2 separate regions of the Homo sapiens genome follow, and region 1 is linked to region 2. A link is a contact called in ENCODE Hi-C or POLR2A ChIA-PET data. All regions are on one chromosome and are shown on one strand. The core of a region is the stretch at or near the end of the contact, and the rest is flanking DNA. Distances in the headings are between cores, read along the strand shown. Region 1 overlaps LOC124901056 (a long non-coding RNA gene). Region 2 overlaps LOC124901056 (a long non-coding RNA gene).

Region 1 (2,700 bases), core at 23-2,522, 42 kb before region 2:
TATTATTATGCTACATCTTGTCTCTGTACATTAGATAGCATGTCTAGTGACATAATTCAGTTAAATGAAAATTTGAACATGTATTTAGTTATAGTTTAAAGCAAAGATAACATAACTAATATGTCTTGAATTACAGCTCTAGACAATTGTGTGTTTTTGTGGGGTAATTGCTAACTGACTAGAGTAATCTTGGCACAGGAAATATGAGAATGTCAATTAAAACTGAAAATATCAAAGTGCCAGGCTATTTTTTTTTTTTTTTTTTTTGAGACAGTGTTTCACTCTGTCGCTCAGGCTTGAGTGTAGTGGCATGATCTTGCTTCATTGCAACCTCTGCCTCCCAGGCTCATGTGATCTTCCCACTTCAGCCTCCCAAGTAGCTAGGACCACAGGTGCATGCCACAATGCCCAGCTAGTTTTTTTTGTATTTTTGGTAGAGACGGAGTTTTACCATGTTGCCCAGTCTGGTCTCGAACTCCTGAGCTCAAGCAGTCCACCTGCCTTTGCCTCCCAAAGTGCTGGTATTACAGGTATTCTTTTTTCTTTATTTTCATATTTAGGTATCAGGATACATAATTTGATTAAGTATAAATAATGTAAAGTTGAACTGAAAAATTATCTTGAAAGTTGCTGCATCACTAAGATATGTCTTACACAGACAATTAAGTGTTGTTAGTGTAGCACCTTCTTTTAATAAAACACTTTCTTATTCCAACTTCTAAGAAAAAATACTGCTCTCACAAATTTTTTAAAAAATGATTATTGCTATCCCATCAGTCACACAACTGGTGCCTAAGAACATCAAATGGTAAATCTAAGCATATTAATTACATCATTAAAGTAGCATTTGGGCACGCTAAGATACATTACAATAACAATAACCTTTCTGTTTAATAGGATGCACTACCAGCGTGTAATGCAGAAGTTGCATACAATGAAGATATCTCATTCCATCACCTCGTGGCATAAATCAATATAGTCAGAGCAAAAAAGAATGACTATTTCCATAAAAATGACATTAAACTATTTGTATGCTTGTATGTGCGTGCGTGTGTGTCTATATGGAATGCCACAATTTGAAAGCCAGATAAACTGCTCCAGAGAAAGCAGAGTTGCTTGGTTACATCTGCTGAAAACAATCTGTGCTGTGTATGAGAGCTCATGTCAGCCCAGTAATTACCACAACTGAGATAAAGCCTGTGCTAAATGTCACCTGCCGCTGACAAGCACAGGAAGCCAAACACTGCTAAATGAGTCAGTTACTCTGGGAGTGCTTAGCTCTACTTGCAGGCTAAAAGCATTTGTCTTGTGTATAAAAGGAAAAAATATACGTGATAAAAGAAAAAAATCAGAAACACATTTATAATGTAAACCTGACTGAAATTCTCCACCACCCACTCAGAAGTACATTAGGTAGAAGGCTAACAAATGCAGTGAGGTTGAAGGAGAAATATTAAAGCATTAATGGACATTTCTGAGTCTGGAAGAGTCTTCTACCTTTTACCACAAATTGCTCATTAGTCAGTACAATGCAGTTTCCCACAGTCTAGAATGATCCCCCAAAGACAGCTGAGGTTCCTATTGACAACAACCAACCAATAACACGCTGGAACAGCTTGCTTGAGTCTGCATAGAATGCCCAAGGACACAATGTGCTTTTTTTTTGAGACGGAGTCTCGCTCTGACACCCAGGCTGGGGTGCAGTGGTGCCATCTCGGCTCACTGCAACCTCCGCCTTCTGGATGCAACCAACTCTCCTGCCTCAGCCTCCTGAATAGCTGGGATTACAGGCGCACACCCCCAAGCCCGGGTAATTTTTGTATTTTTAGTAGAAATGGGGTTTCACCACATTAGCCAGGCTGGTCTCAAACTCCTGACCTCATGATCCACCCACCTCGGCCTCCCAAAGTGCTGGGATTACAGGCGTGAGCCACCGTACCCGGCCACAATGTGCATTTTTTAAAAGTCTTAGATAGAAGGAGATTTACTGATGTTTTAATAAGTATTTCTGACAAAAGCAGGATTAATAATGTTGATGTGAGGAAAATGCCACCTTCTCCCTACTTATTTTCTTCTTTACCAATCCATTAAAAAATCATTCTCTCCAGTTAGAATTCTATTTTAGCTGCTTTGTAATGTGATTTGATTACTAAAAGACTCTTGTCACCCAATCACCTAACCCTTTTTTGATACTTAAGTAAAAATTTCTAGCCTCCAGCAGAGGATCTGAAGTGTACTAAGCACCAAAACTCAGAGTGTAATTGTTGAACTAGAATGGCTTTGCTAGCACCCAGGTAACAATGCCAATATCAAGGTAATGGTGTGGAGGTTGCTGCAGGTGCTCTCTGAGGAGGCCTTCATGAGCATCTCTCATTACCTTGGTGAATGGACCAAATTTCAGGGCCTGACCCTCAGCCTTTGGCTTCAGAAGCTGTTTCTGGAACACCACGAGTGGATTCAGCTTTGAGGATGCACTTTTATGAACTCACAATCAGTTGCAAAAATGAATATTACACAATAGTACATTATTGTACTCTGTATTGAGCCTGAGATTATCTGAAAATAGATGACATGAGCAGCCAAATCATTGTTAGAGTGGTTCCTGATGAGAATAGAACAAGAATCTGGGGAGTTAGGTGAACTGAATGTTTAATTGCATCCTTCTCACCATTGGGGTAGTCTGACCAATGGGTTGGGGAT
Region 2 (2,700 bases), core at 60-2,559:
GGAATTTGAAACTTCTCAAGTTGTCTGTGTGACCTCAGGGTATGACATGAAGTATCATCTGTTCCAAAGATGACAGGGACCTCACTGAGAAAGGAACTTAAAAGTTCTATCAAATTGGTTATAGTACAGGTTTTGGGGGAGGAGGAGGGAGAGGGGGATAGCAGACGTAGATTTAGAGTATGGGAATTGGACAATTAAAATGGAAAGAAGGTTCAAATATGTTGAGAAGCAAGTCAGTACATGTGCAAAAACAGAAAACACCATGCACATGTAGATTTAGAAGAATTGCTAATACCCGCAGTGTTCCAATGAGGCATAAACGCAAACCATGGCGTGCCCTGCAGGGTCTCTCTGTGTGTTCATTACTTTTAATACCATTCTGTGCAAGCCTCAGAGGAACACAGCCAACTCCCACATCTTGGGGTTAGCATAATCTTGCTGTGGCTGGCACTCAGCCTGTGCTTGACTAAGTCTGCTGATGTTTCTGAGAGGAGAAAAAAAATGGAAAGCATTTGGTTTGGTTGTACAGATTGCTTTCTTTTATAAAGTGGGGGTGGGCTGGTTGAAGTGGTGGCAATGTATGTTTTCAACTGGGCTAAGTCTTGAAAATTACAAAATACAACAAAATGAAATTAATTCTTTTTGTTAATCATCAGGATTTATTGCTGTCCTTTTGGGGGGTGAGAACTTGATGTGGAAACACTGATCATACAAAAGAATTACAATAAAGTTATGACATCTCTCCCATCTTTTCCAGAGCTTTTTTCTGTTCCCTATCATTGCCTGGATAGTGGTTATTCAAATGCTAGTTAATTAAATTTTGGTAAGGACCAATGCAACCAGATTTATCTTAGTCTCTTCATCTTCTGTTCCTAATTTACCCTTTAAGGAACTCTGATTGCAAATCCCATAGAAGAAAAATCAGAGGGTGATGAGAGGAAGGAACAGAGATTGTGCTGAGTTTTATCAACTAGGAAATAAAGTGAAAATGAATTTTCAAAGTGCTGGAAAGGGGCAGAGACACACAGGCTTATCCCCTGTGCTTGAGCATGATAGTTTCACTATAGTCCCTACTTTGTTCATGTGTTCAAGGTATGTTTTTTTCTCTCTCTCCCTCCCCTTTCCAGAGGTCTAAGGCTCTCAAATTGAGAGAAGCTCAAAATATCACATTGTTGGGAAAGAGCTGACTCTGGCTTTCTTCAGGGAATTTAGAGGCCCAGTGACTTAGAGCAAATCACATGGCTGGTGATTGGCTTTGTCTCTGTTTTTATAAGTGATTAAAAAGAAAACCACTTCAATAATCCTCAGACCTCTGCTCTCGCCTGGGATCTCTTCCAACCAGGCCTGCTCAGCAGAACCCCTGGGAGGAGGAAAGCACACGAGCTCTCAGCCAAAAAATTAGAAAAAGCAACAAAGACATTGGAACCGGAAACTTCAGTGTGGGCCAGAATTCAAGGGCAATACCTTTTTCCCTCCTGGTTTGAGACTCACATTCAGTACTCCCATTTCATCTTTAGTTCCTCCTCTCTCAGCTTTCAGGGCCTTCACGAAACCTTGGAGCGTGATTTGATAAACATTTGCTTTGAACACAGAGACAGTGTGGCTCTGAGTTGCCAGTGGACAATGGAGTGACAATAATAACAATGAGATGATTTAAATCGCGTATGATTCTAAAGACAAGTAATGTGTTACTGGGGACAGAAGACTTTGCTCTATCCTGGGGGGGTACTCTTAAATGAAGGAATTTCAGAACAGATTTCCCAAATGAATGCATTTCTTAGTCCCTAAACAAACCATTAACAAAACTTAAATTTATTTAGTATTCTTTAGATTGACCTGTATTAGTTTTCATTCTAACATCCATATGTAGGTTTTCGAAATCTAAATCTAAGTGAGGAAGGCCCTGTGTTCCAGGTCCTGAAGTCTGAATGCCTGTGTTAGAAACCTAGCTCCTCTATCTATTTGCTAAATGATCTTCAGTGAACATATGACCTTTCTGGCTCCTCATTCCTCATTTATAAAATGGAGTAATAATAAGGAATCTGCCCCCTGGGGGTGCTTGAAGAAGTAAAGGAAATAATGTGTATAAGATATTTTACACAGTACCTGCAACATAGGGAGTATTTAAGAAAAATGACTATGTTACCTTTAGAACAGGAAAGTTGCTTTTATGCTTTTCTGTATTCCTATATTATGTAGCGTTTTAAAAAGGGAATAATGAATAAAGGATAGTAGTTCTGGAAGATAGTCATTTAGTCATTTTCTCTAACTCTTTTTTCACCTTACAGGCAGATGATCAAATTACTGAGTCTTTTTGTTACAAAGTGGTATTGGCAGAATATTTCCTTTAGAATATTGTAGTGTGGTTTCCCCTTCTAAAATTACTAAAATGCCAGGAAATTATCCATTCTGGAGTCATAGTGGGTTTAGTGTGCTTGAGACCTTGAGTATTTTCTTGTGTTTATGGTCATATAAATGCAGACACACAGAAAACAAGGTTATATAAAGTAACATTTGTACCTTGAATCATATTCATTTAATGTTTTATATTGCTAAAAAATACATTGTATTGCTATTTTTGTTTCACCCAGAAATATCTGGATGAAAGAAAATCCAGAAGGAATTATGATTTCTGCACATGACTTGTTTTTTTATTTTATGCTATTAGCTATTTAATACTGCAAGTATTTGTACAATGGT

The links. Hi-C counts contacts between places; a loop is a spot of excess contacts on that map. ChIA-PET counts read pairs that join two places held with the same protein, here RNA polymerase II (POLR2A). Pooled maps may share reads with other maps.
Region 1: a map of heart right ventricle shows a loop between it and region 2 (2.5-fold over the local background). The contact joins two enhancer-like sites. A Hi-C loop is called at or near these places in 4 of 168 maps with a recorded cell type or tissue (Right ventricle myocardium inferior, cardiac septum, heart left ventricle and 1 more) and 4 of 50 pooled maps. POLR2A ChIA-PET finds 5 or more read pairs at or near these places in 3 of 52 experiments (MCF 10A, WTC11 and activated naive CD4-positive, alpha-beta T cell).

The regions. Positions count from the first base shown.
Region 1 is chr5:126,042,768-126,045,467 of GRCh38, reverse strand. All of the region lies in intron 2 of LOC124901056 (a long non-coding RNA gene), which reads left to right. Among named protein-coding and RNA genes, the nearest start is that of LINC02039, 140 kb to the left of the region's middle. Within about 2 kb of position 1,272, at least 3 of the 41 ENCODE cell types and tissues checked have a DNase peak (open chromatin) inside an H3K27ac peak, as active enhancers do; they include heart right ventricle, where a contact is called at or near this core.
Region 2 is chr5:126,001,205-126,003,904 of GRCh38, reverse strand. The region is part of intron 2 of LOC124901056 (a long non-coding RNA gene); the gene reads left to right. Among named protein-coding and RNA genes, the nearest start is that of LINC02039, 180 kb to the left of the region's middle. Within about 2 kb of position 1,309, at least 14 of the 41 ENCODE cell types and tissues checked have a DNase peak (open chromatin) inside an H3K27ac peak, as active enhancers do; they include heart right ventricle, where a contact is called at or near this core.